Regions from separate parts of the Homo sapiens genome. Here region 1 is linked to region 2. Evidence: chromatin contacts called from ENCODE Hi-C or POLR2A ChIA-PET data. All regions are on one chromosome and are shown on one strand. Each heading gives the region's core, a stretch centred on a gene start or an enhancer-like site at or near the end of the contact. The rest is flanking DNA. Distances are from core to core; before and after follow the strand shown. Region 1 has its middle 38 kb from the start of CCDC182. Region 2 overlaps MSI2 (musashi RNA binding protein 2).

What was found. A loop is a pair of places that touch in the nucleus more often than their neighbours do. ChIA-PET counts read pairs that join two places held with the same protein, here RNA polymerase II (POLR2A). Pooled maps may share reads with other maps.
Region 1: a pooled map shows a loop between it and region 2 (2.2-fold over the local background). The contact joins two enhancer-like sites. A Hi-C loop is called at or near these places in 1 of 50 pooled maps. POLR2A ChIA-PET finds 5 or more read pairs at or near these places in 5 of 52 experiments (HEK293, OCI-LY7, Panc1 and 2 more).

Annotation. Positions count from the first base shown.
Region 1 is chr17:57,780,247-57,786,215 of GRCh38, forward strand. No RefSeq gene overlaps it. Among named protein-coding and RNA genes, the nearest start is that of CCDC182, 38 kb to the left of the region's middle. RefSeq lists a silencer at 3,135-3,314. Within about 2 kb of position 2,510, at least 6 of the 41 ENCODE cell types and tissues checked have a DNase peak (open chromatin) inside an H3K27ac peak, as active enhancers do.
Region 2 is chr17:57,620,200-57,626,796 of GRCh38, forward strand. The region is part of intron 9 of MSI2 (musashi RNA binding protein 2); the gene reads left to right. Among named protein-coding and RNA genes, the nearest start is that of MSI2-AS1, 15 kb to the left of the region's middle. Within about 2 kb of position 2,777, at least 5 of the 41 ENCODE cell types and tissues checked have a DNase peak (open chromatin) inside an H3K27ac peak, as active enhancers do.

The DNA.
Region 1 (5,969 bases), core at 1,260-3,759, 160 kb after region 2:
AGGAAAGCAAATAGAGGGAAAGGAGAGATTTACACTCCATTCCACCAAACTGACAGGCCAGAAGCATGCTCTGTGGACACAGCCCCACCGCATGCTCCTTCACCGTGCTCCATCCTCCACTGCTGAGAGCCTGGTGGGTAGGGGCTTAAAGGGCCAGCCTCTCCCCACTCCACAGAGTGAGGTTTCAGCTTCTTCCAGGAGCAGGGGTCCAGCTCTTCAAGAGAGAGGGAGAGGAGAGAGGGTCAAGGATGAACAGGGTCCAGGCTCGGTGACTTATGCCTGTAATCCCAGCACTTTGGGGGGCTGAGGTGGGCAGATCACTTGAGGTCAGGAGTTTGAGACCAGCCTGGCCAATATGGTGAAACCCTGCCTCTACTAAAAATACTAAAAATGCAAAAATTAGCTGGGTGTGGTGGTGGGCACCTGTAATTCCAGCTACTCGGGATGTTGAGGCAGGAGAATCACTTGAACCCGGAAGGCAGATGTTGCAGTGAACCAAGATAGTGCCACTGTACTCCAGCCTTGTGAGACTCTGTCAAAATAAATAAATAAATAAAAAGCTGAACGGGGGAGGGGGGCATCCATTTTCTCTCAAGGGACTTTTGAGTCACTGGGATCCCTGCCTCCTGAAAATTTTCCTCTGGTTCAGACCTTCAGTTCAATTCTGAAATCTGCAGCAACCCTATTTGTTTGGGCTTCTCTTCCCTTATCCTAAAAAAAAGACAAGAAATAATATCAAAGCTGGGTCCTCAATCCATGCAGTATGTTAGGAAGGCTCCAAGAGATGAGGTCTGCTTGAAGGCGGGAAATTTGGCATCTATATGGGAAACCCTTTGGAAAACAGCTACAGACCCTTCTGCAAATCTCAGCCCCTCGGCTTTGGGGTATGAAAGAACAGGCCTTGAATTCTAGCTTCGCCATGCCTGACCTGGATGTGTGACCTCAGGAAAGATACCTACATTCTCTGAGCCCCATTTGATTCATTTGTAGGTTAGGGTAGGGGATGGCCATCCAATAAGTGTTGCTAAAAAATACCAGAAATAATTTTTGTAATGTACACTGTGCAATAATTGGCACATTATAGGTTCTCATAAAAGGCATTTTTACTTATCAAATTACATTTTCTGAGCACCCTGATGACGGGAGGGCAGTAAACTGGAATCAGGCACTAATCTAGAAAGGATGGTTAGTCTGTATGTTTTCCAAAGCAAAAAGAATCATGAGTTCTATTTATAGGCTCTGATGCATTCAGCCTTCAAGAAGCAACTCAAACCCAGGCCTCCATCCCATCAGCACCATCCCTGCCCCCTGCCCCAGTCCAGTGTTCCTGACCACAAAAGCCTGAAGCACGCCCTCTCTCCCCTAGACAAGGGGAGCAATCACTGTCAGAACCACTCACTTGATAATTAATCACAAAGGGACCTGTGACATCTCTTCTTCTGTAGTCGAAACTGATATGTTCACTGTTCCCAGATACTGAACTCCCCACGTATTTGGATCTCGTCTCTTCAACTAGATTACAAGTCCCTTGAGGGTGAGGTGCTTCCTTTACTTTTCGCATTCGATAGGAGATTGATACTTGTCGCACTTTGAATTTTTGTGTTTGTTTAGATCTAGTCCACAGGAAGTACAGCTACACTTGGCAGGCGCAGGGTGGAATAGCTGTAGTTCTAAACAGATCAGGACAGCTCTGGGACTGGCTGCTTCCAAGAGGGAAAGGCAAAATGCAAAGAACTCACAGCAGGAGGGGGCTTTCTGTGCCCCTCAATGTGTGGCTCTAACCACATCAGTGGGTGGAGGGCAACGCGATGCTGTCAAATCAGGGACCAGGTTTGTGTCTGGGGTGATGCCAGGACACTGGTTGCTTCCTGCCACCCACAGCTGCATCTGGGAGTCCTGGGCAGCAGCCACCTGGGGAAGCCAGACTTAATCAGGAAGTGTGGGGGCTGTCAGCAGGGGCAAGGGGCCACGCAGCCAAGCCAATTCTGGAATCTTTTGGAAAGAGGAAACATCCGGCTCCTCCTCCCTCACATCTCTGCTTCTGGGTCTGGGCTTGTGGGTCCCAGCTTGGGCTAAGGAGGGCCATGCTCCGGGTGGGAGCAGCTGTGTCCCCACCCCCTCCTTCCCATGCGACTTGAGGCCCTCTGGTCAGGACTGGAGCTGTCACATGCAGCCAGCAGCTGTGGTGGCGCCAGGCTCAGGCACCCACCACATGGCTTCCTTTTTTTTTCTGAGATGGAGTCGCCCAGGCTGGAGTGCAGCGGTGTGATCTTGGCTCACTGCAACCTCCGCCTCCTGGATTCAAGTGATTCTCCTGCCTCAGTCTCCCGAGTAGCTGGGATTACAGGCACGCACCACCCTGCCCTGCTAACTTTTATATTTTTAGTAGAGACGGGGTTTCACCATGTTGGCCAGGTTGGTCTCAAACTCCTGACCTCGTGATCCACCCACCTCGGCCTCCCAAAGTGCTGGGATTACAGGCCTGAGCCACCGCGCCCAGCCCACATGGCTTCCTTTTGATTTGGGGCCTCCCTGGCCAGCTGTGCCTCCCCCGCTACCAGGGCAGCAAATGGCCAGTGGTGTCCTCGCAGAAGGGGCGGAGGAGGGCGGGGAAGGATTAATGCCACCTGCTTCCCTCCTCGCCCTGTTTCATGTGACATGCACTTCAAAGCCACAGGACACTGCTGCCCTTCTTTGTTGCATCCCTGCAGATACGGGAATCTGATTTTCCCAACTAGGAATTTGTATTTCAGCGGTTCTAGTGCTTGGGATCTTAGAAAGAAGCTTGCTCAGAAAGAACTTAGGAAACAAAGCGATGTTTGAGTGCCTGCCCCGCAGCGGATCTACCCGTTCCAGGAGCTGAGCGAGACACCTACCACCTGCCAGACCCAGGGCATAGCCGAGGGCCTTAGCCTGCTGTCCCCACCGGGTCCCCACTATTTTAACACCAACACCCTGAAACCATGGGCCACCACCCCCCACCTCTACCCCGCCCCTACCCCACGACCCTTTCACCAGAGCAGAGGTTTTTCACAAATCTCCATAGAGATAGCTTTGCTAGCAGCAGCAGCAGCAGCAAACTCTGATGCAGAATGAGGAAGGGGAGAGCCTGGGGGTGTGGGTGGCGGGGGAGGGAGTCGTCGCAGTCCGGGAGCCAGGCTCTCGGCGCGTTGGGTCCGCCTCTCGTGACAGCAGAGCGCCCCCTGCTGCCCGAGCCCGGGTGGTGTCGCACAGCCAGGTCGGGGAGGGGGCGGAGCTGCTTCCTGGCACAGCGGGTCGCCCAGACGGGCGGGAAGAGGATGCAGTCTCTCGGTACTGAAGTCTGCCTGCAGTGGCCAAGGTCTGCCGCAGCCCCTCTGGGTTGGGGGCAGTTCTCTAGGGCGTCCTGGTTAGGTCAACGGGGGCTGGTTGGGAACCTGGCTCTACCATGCACCGCCTGCCCCGCTATGGACATATGGTTTAACCTCTGAAGCTTCTGTTTCTTCATTAAATTGAGATCATCAATTGTACCTGCATCACAGTGATGTTTTACAGAGATAATTCATGTAAAGCACATCCTAAGGTTTCAATAATAGTAGCTTATTATTATTGATTCAGCTGACACCTCTACAACTAAGTGATAGAACAACTGAGAGGGTCTGGTAGACAAAAGTCAGGGGATTTGTTTTTTCAAAGCATTTTCATCATTAAATGGATCTGATCTGGTCGCATGGGCACATTTGAGGGACATGCAACTTTGCCTAAAGGGGAAATAAATGCCAGAGATATTCACAGAAACATCAACCACAAACAATTACTGAACACATTGATCAATGCTCTAAGCTGTACAATAAAGAAAAGGGAGGAAAGTTATGTTTAGGGCAGCTCAGCCCTGCATTCTCAAATCTTCCCTCTTCACTGGATATCTATTAACTACAAACATGCTGAAACATCTCCCATATAAGAAAGCAAACAAACAAAAAAACTCCTTGCACCCTATCTCCCTCCAGCTAGCCCCTTACACCGGATGTCTTTCCTCCCCTAGAGGGCCAAATTTCTTGAAACACGCTCAGTGACTCCCTTCCTGTCCTGTTAGCTCTTGAACCCACTTAATCAACTGTCTGTGCCCACTTCACCTTCCCTGCCCTTGTCAAAAACACCATGACCCACACCGTTCATCCCGTGGCTCATTCTCAGGCCTCTCCCCTCCACCCATCAGCGACACTGACGTAGTTGATGGGCAGCTCCTTCCTGATCCTTGAAGCACTTCTTCCTTCGACTCACCCCTGGTTCTCCTCCTACCTCTCTGGCCAGTCCTTCTCTGTCACCTTTGACTGGAAGCTCCTCTTCTCAACCCCCAAACATCAGGACACTCTGGCTCGGTGTCCAGCCTCTGCTGTATCTGTGCGTCCTCTCAGCCTTATGCCTTAACTGCTGCACAACGACGCTGTCCACATGCATATCTCTAGCTGAGCACCTCTCCTGAACTCCACATTTGCATATCCCGCAGCCTCTTCACCATCTGCACTTCGGTGCCCCATCGACATCTAACTTAACATGTCCAAACAGAGCTCTTGATTCCTCTCTCCTCCCTGCCTTTCCCATCGTTTTTTTTCTTCACTGGTTTCTCCTGAGAAATCTTTCCCATCCTAATATGGGTAACTTCACAGTTCTGGTTGCTCAGGTCAAACAGCGTGCTCATCCTTATGTGTCTCTCTTTCACACCTTCCACCAATCCATCAGCAAATTCAATCAGTTTGACCTTCAAGATGTGTCTAGAATCTGCCCACTTCTTGAAATCTCCACTGCTACCCCCAGTCCCAGCCACAGCCATCTCCTGGCTGGGCTCCCAGCTTTCACCCTGTTCCTCTGAGGACATTTCCACATAGCAGAGTCTTTTATGACAACAGCTGAATCGTGTCACTCCTTGGCTTAAACTCTCCAAAGCTTTCTCTTCTCACTAAGAGAAGAGGATGCAGGGTCCTTGCACGGACTCCAGGGCCACATGTGGTCTTGCCCCTGGCTTCTTCTCCAACCTTATCTCCTACCCTCCCCGTGCTCACGTCACTCCAGCCGCACTGGCCTCCTTGCCATTGGTGGAGTGTGCTGAGCATGATTCCGCCTGAGGTCTTTGTCCTTACTGCTCTCTTTTCCTGTAACACTCCGACCCCAGACAACCACAGGGCTCCTTCCCTCACTCCATTCAATCTGTGCTCATTGTAGTAGCAAGGCCTTCCCTGACCACTCTCTATAAGATAGAAACCCCAACCTTTCCCCTTACTGTGTGTATTTTTTCTTCATAGCATGTATCATCACTTGACATAGTATAAGTTTCATAGTTATTTTTTGTCTCCCCCAACTAGATTGTAAGCTCCATGAGAACAGGAACTTTGTTTTGTTCACTGCTGTATCCCCACTTCCTAGTACAGTGCCTGGCACATAGCAGCTGCTCAATAAATATGTGTTGACTGGCCAGGCACAGTGGCCCACGCCTGTAATCCCAGCACTTTGGGAGGCCTTGGTGGGTGGATCACCTGAGGTCAGGAGTTCAAGACCAGCCTGGGCAACATAGTGAAACCCAGTCTCTACTAAAAATACAAAAATTAGCCGAGTGTGATGGTACGCGCCTGTAATCCCAGCTACTCGGGAGGCTGAGGCAGGATAATCGCTTGAACCTGGGAGGCAGAGATTGCAGTGAGCCGAGATTGTGCCACTGCACTCCAGTCTGGGCGACAAAGCAAGACTCTGCCTCAAAAAAAAAAAAAAAAGTGTGACTACAGGAATGAATTAGTCCATACTGACAACCCCCCACTGCCTGGCTAGGAGGCAAAAGATCCAAGGGCAGCTTCAGCACTGACTTCAGAGACATATTCATGACTCTGTGCTTTGTCTTTCACCAATAACCCATTAGATAGGCCTATAACTAGAACATAAGCAATAATGCTTTAGCATTCTCGGTCTCAAAAATATTATGTAAAACCTTTAAAGGT
Region 2 (6,597 bases), core at 1,527-4,026:
TGGGGCAAGTGGCTTAGCCTCTCTATTCTTCATTTATCCTACCCATGGGGTAATAATCTTACTTCATGGGGTTGTTCAGGGATAAATGCAACTGTATCTTGCCTGGTAAATGCTGTATTTAGTCTAATCTGAGATGCCATGGCTAGTAAGATGTATGTTCATGTACTCTTCAGAAAGAAAAAATATGCTATTAATTAAACCGCATAATGCTTTCTTATCACATTGGCTGCAAGATAGATCCCACTTTCAGAGAAGTTAAAGTGTGGAAAAGATGTGTGTCTTCAAATCAGCAAGGTATCGTAGCATGTACTCAAGCTGGGAGTTGTTATTAACAAGGCACTAGGAAGCCCTACCACTTGGACTTCCTTACCACCCAAGGCTGAGAACCTAGCTAGACTCACGAATGTGACCTGTGCTGTGGCAACTGCGGCCTCTTTCTCCTTGTGGACTCCCAGCCCAAGGAGTTTGGATTATTCTTGAGTAGCCACCTTCTGACAAAGATCTGTGTGCTGGATTCCAGGCCTCATCAGCCCTGGGCCCTCCTGAATTTCCCAGTGACTGTGGTGAGGCCATCCATATGCACTGAGCAGGGTCTCCTAAGATGTCCCAAAATGTGTCCTTCAGCCAGGAACCAGCTCAGCCAGAGGTCCAGGCAGAAGGGATGAATCAGATGCAGTGTCAAGTTGTATCTGAGGAGATACAGGCCTCCCCAGCCATCACAGAGCCTCCTCCTGAGCCCTCTGTAAAGCATCCACTGGGAACTCCCTGGGCTGCCCTCTGTTTTGCCCATTGGCCCAGCTTGGCCCTCTGGGTCTATGGACTCTCTAAGCGAGGAGACTGCCATTTGCTGTGCTATGATGGAAGCCCTTGACTCTGTCATCAAAGACTGTTTCTCTTTCTTCTTGCTTCTTCCCTCGAAAGTGGTAGTGTAGCATCAGGCAGAGTCAAATCTTTTGGTAGCATGGCCTGACATGACCCCATCAGTTACATGGGTCACCATCTCCACCGAGCACTATGCCTGCATATTAGTCCTGGAAGCACTACCATCCTCACCAACAGCAATCTGGCTGATGAACTTGACTCATGCAGAAAAACATTTTCTTAAAGTTAACTAACCAATGAAATTAGACGAGGTTTCCATGATTTAAACTTTTATTATTGAAAGAGTGGAAAAATAAATAGCACTTCTAGGGATTTTTTAGAAGTGAGACTATAAACCATTAAAACATTAAAATTCATTCATTCAACAAATATTTATTAAATGAGTACCTACTAAGTGCCAGGCACTGTTCTAGATGCTGAAAATGCAGCAGAAAACTAAGTCTCTGACTTCAGGGAGCTGACATTCTAGTGAGGAGTCTGAGACAACCAGCACACTGGTCTGCAAATGACTCGAACACTGTGGAACTAATTTTTAAATATCATTTAAGATTTTCTCCATACTCTGGGTGGTCTCTTCAGAGGGAGGCTGATAAGCATATAGTTGCACAGTTATTCTATCTTGATCTCTGTTGATATGGCTGCAGACATCCTTGGGGAAAACCTACACCTGTTTTGGTTTTAGCTTTTACAGCGTTTGACAGAATCACAGAATAATCAACCCAATGGGAATTCCTTAAAAGGAATGTAGAAGAGAAGAGGAGGGGTTATCCTTAGGCCAGGTCTCCCACCTTTGAGCCGGACAAAACCAGAGTCACCTAAGACTCTTAGGAAAGGTCTTTTGCAGGTCAGTGCAGTGGCTCATGCCTCTACTCCCAGGAGGCCGAGGCGGGCAGATCACCTGAGGTCAGGAGTTAGAGACTAGCCTGGCCAACATAGTGAAAACTCCATCTCTACTAAAAATACAAAAATTAACAGGACATGGTGGCGCATGCCTGTAGTCCTAGCTACTCGGGAGGCTGAGGCAGAAGAATCTTGAACCCGGGAGGCTGAGGTTGCAGTGAGCCAAGATCACACCACTGCACTCCAGCCTGGGTGACAGTGCAAGATTCCATCTCAAAAACAAACAAACAAAAAAACAGAAATGGTCTCGTGCAGCCCCTCAGACTTTGCGGCACCGCACCAAGAGGTGCCCACAGTTATCCAGCTCAATGTGATAGAATCTCTTTCATTTTTCTTAATGAAGGTGAACTTAATAAAAGCAAACACATGATGATTGTTGATATATTTTATTTCTCTGAGCCTTCTCTGCCACATAATCCCACTGCCTTTAACTTTCTTGGCCTCGTTGGGCACATGCTGTTTATTTAACATGCTGATACGAGTGTTAGAGAAATAGCACATTGCTGAGCCCTCAAAGAAAAGCTTCACCCTAGCAGGCCCAGAAACGAAGAGAGGCTGATGATCAGCTAAAGCACGTTAGCCAAAAGCATTCTTAGGTGCAGTCGTACTGAGAAGCCCCGCGTGAAGTCCTGACTCAGTGTTCCCTGACATTAAGCCCCCTGAAATGTGAGCAAAAAAAAAAAGTATCGTTAAGAACAGGCACTAGGAAGCTGTAATCTGCTGGCGTTCACTAACAGATCAAAAGATTGGAGATTGGCTGGAACTTAAAACCACATATCTACACTCAATTTCGACGGGGATCTGGCTTTCCCAAAAATATCTGTTTAGGTTATTCTCAAGGAAGTGTTCCTTTGTTTAGCCGCTTCCTGGTGGACAGAGGAAACTCAGAATTCAGCTCTTCATTGTCCCTGTAGAGCAGTGCAGTCCAATAGAACTTCCTGCAAGGGAGGGAAGGTCCTGTCTGCACTAGCCAATATCACTAGCCGCCTGTGCACGGTAGCTGCTGAGCCCTTGAGTTGTGGCTTTTGCGAATGAGGAACTGGAGCTTTCATTTTAGATAATTTGAATTAAATTTAAATTGGACGGCGCAGGTCTGGAGGAGCCCCTGCAACTCAGGGTGATTCTGGGGGCAAAGCATCTTTGTAGACTTTAGCCTTCGCGTCCTTGCCTAGGAAGGACTCTTGGCACTTGGTGTTTAGTCTGTTTGCAGACCTCATGGAGCCGATGAGGTGCCCCAGGCAGTGCTCTAAACATCACGCAGCAGATATGTCACACTCTGGCAGTTCCCTGGATAAACAGCCCTGTCTCTTGTCTCTTTCAAGTCTGGGGCCTGGTGGGAGCCGTTTTCCATGACTCTGAGTAGCTGAGTAACAGAGCCCGGGAGAAGATGAGTCATGGACCCGTCTAGAAGGGAAACATCTCTAGGGTTGCAGCAAAGATCTAGAACCAGAACCACAGTTTTGACAACTTTGTCAGCATCCCCAAAATGGGGACTCAAAATGAGCTCAGTGGCAAATCCAAATTCTATTGTTGATTTCTGTATTTTTGCTTCTGCAATGGAAAGCCGATCTGCAAGAGAGGTGGTCACCCTGGCAGAAGCCTTGATTTTTTTTTACTTTAGTGACAAGAGATAATTACTGTGGGATTGATCAGGCGTCCAGAGTATTGGAGCAGATAAATTGTGCAGTGGCCAGTGTGGGAGGGGCCAGGCTGCTAATGGAAGTGGTGGCTGGGTCATCCCACCGTAATGTGGCTTGACGGAGCGTCTGCACGGGTCTGCTGTAATGTGCTATTGATATGCAGCCAGCCAATTTCCCCCGTGTGGCTGGGGCTGTGAACCATTCGAGCAGAGCTGGGCTGCACAGCAGTAAATGAAGAGGAAAATTGAAGTAATGTTGTATTATAAATTTATGATTTCATCTGCCTGACCTAGAGGATGTTCGGCGATTGGGGGTGGAGATAAGATCCCCCGCTCTGGCAGATGCCGAATTCTCATCTTTGTGGTTTGGGAGACTATAGTATTGATGTGTCCAGGAAGAGTGGGGTGAGACCCAAAGTTGGGGTGAACTTGACCATGCTTTTCTTCTTTCTCGTTGAAGCCTTGTAGGAAAGCCAGGAAGAAAGCAGGTATAATTGCATTGTATTTGTCACCTAAGTGCAGGGAGAAACTGGCTGCTCTGCCACTTCCCACCCTCCCTGAGGGAAGGTGACACATAGGCTTATGCTTTTGCTGTCAGATTAACACTAAAATATTTAAGACCCCCAGCTCTGAAGTTAGAAGCAAAGGAGCCATTTTTCATCTGGAAAGCCCCTAGGCAGCCATGACTTGGCTGTTTGCATATAATCCATTTATCAATATTGTTGAAATCATGGTATAAGAAATCTAGTACAAGATCTGATTTGCTAGCAGGTGATTAATTTGGAGGAGAACTGAGCTGCCTAGCCACGAAATAAATACGAAGGAAGGCGCCAGTATGCATGTGTCCATTTAAGGCATCTGAGCCCTGGCCTTTGCTGTTCTTCCTTCCTTCTTTCTCCGTCGGGTTGCTGAGCTCAACATCCCACCGGGCTCCTGCTCCTTAGCTAGCAGTCAGTGCAGAGCTGCTGGGTCCTTCTGCCTCGCTTGGGCAGGCTTCTGTCAATGAGTCACCAAGCACCGGGAAATAAGTGCACAGGAAGGAGCAGGTGGCAAGACCCTGTGGAGGTAGAGACAGTTCCATTCAGTGAGTGAGCTGTGACTGCAAATTTGGGAAGGTTCTGGGGGAAGCAAGGGAAAGGAGCCACAGCTGGTCTCACTCAAGAATTTGGGCACGTCACTGTTGCAAGGGACCCACAAGGCTTTCTACAGGTGACAAGACTAAGCTCCAAGAGAAAAAGGAAGACTCCTATCTTAAGTCGGGTTGCTGTCACAGATTACCATAGACGAGGTGGCTTATGAACAACAAACATTTATTTCTCACAGTTCTGGAGGCTGGGAAGTAAAGATCAAGGTGCTGGCTGATTCTGTGTCTGGTGAGGGCCCGCTTCCTCATAGATGGCCCCTTCTAACCGTGTCCTCACGTGTTGGAAGGGGTGAGGGTCTCTCTGTGACCTCTTTGTTAAGGGCACATTCATGAGGGCTCCACCTCATGGCCTCATCACACCCCAAAGGCCCCATCTCCTAAGGCCATCACCTTGGGGGTTAAGATTTCAACATAGAAATTTGGGGGAAACACATACATCAAATCATAACAACCCCCAAGGGCATGGTTGGGGGCCAGAGGCAGGACTGGAACCCAGGTCTCCTGACTTCAGACCCGTGAGTTTCTGCTCTAGGTCTGGTGGCAGATCCACTGATCCTAGGCAGAGGCTACAACACCAACATCCACCAGGAAGTGAGGGACGGTGGAGCCCACCTCCAAGGCACAAAAGCTCTGAGTAGGCAGCAGGATGACAAGCAAACTCTGACTCCTGTTGCCGAGTGCAGGCAAAGTGGAATTTAGTAAGGGATCCTTTTCCATTAGCCCTCACTTGCAGGGTCAGAAAGTGGTCAGTGTGATGTATGAGAAGCCACTGAGCAGGTGGGTGATAAGACCCCAGAGCTGTGTGTAGGGATGTTTTTAAAGGGTTTGTGTAGAAGGGCAGAGACACCCGTGGAAAGTGTCACTGTTGCCCTCAATTGCTGGAGAGCCTGGAGGCTGTCATAAGTCCACTCATCAAAGTAATTGTTTGCCAGTGTTTTGATAACAAGCAACAGAAACAACCCTGGCTGCTGTAAGCAGCAAAGGAGATTATTAGAAGGAGCTTGGGCAGTGCTGGAGAATTGACAGGATGGCTGGAGAACAGGACTCAGAAAACAGGCAGGAACTGGGGGAGCTGGGTGGTCAGAGCCCCAGCCCTAGCCAAGGGGACAACTCAGGAATGACCTGGTCAGGGGGCCACTGTTGCCAACACTGGATGCCAGATTCTGCTACTGACACCAGAATAAATTCGGAGCCAGTCCCTCCTCCTCTGCCCTACCAGCTCCAGAGGCAGATCCTAAGGAGGGCTTCCGTCTGTCGAGCCCAGGTTCACAGGCCTGCCTCCCAGCCTCCAGCCCCAGGAAGAGCCCTGAGGCCTTCTCAGCTTCTGTGATGGCCGGGGGGGTGGGCCTCTCTCCAAGACTTACACACAGGGAGAGGCTCAGGGGCTGGGCAGCCAAAAAATGACCACAGACATTCACCTCCAAAGTCAAAGCGAAAGTCACGTTCTCGGTGGTTGGGTGGCCGTGGTGGCATCTTAAGAGCAAGAATGTACTGAGGTTACATATACACTGAGTGGAGGGAGGCAGAGTGAGCCTGACCCATACGGCCTTCATTTAGCCTGAATCAGGCAGGGACTTGAAGAACGAAGTGGCCTGAGCAGCCACAATGACTCCCTGAGAGCTGAATGACACCTCACATCACTGGGGGTTAGTGACAGATCTGAGATGGTCACACCAGCCCCTGGACTTGCCAGCTGAGTTTCTTGTGTGCCCAGTGGCCAGCCCAGTGGCAGTTTCTACAAGTGTCTTTCAGTGAACCACTCACCCCCTAGCTTGCCTGCTGAGACAGGGGTCTAGAAACAATACGCTTGTGGTGAAACGCCCATCCAGTCACACGGCACGGGGCTCCTGAGTCGGAGCTACACTTTGTGGTATGCATCTTAACACATCCAGCCTCTCACCATTCTCCAAAGATCTTGGCACCTCCGTGGAGTGTCAAAACTGCAGTGTGGGCCATGGCTCATCAGGCCCAGCGTTTTCCAGAGGCCCAGGGTGAGCCCTGAGTTTGGCCGCTAAACTGTGACTCCTGAGTT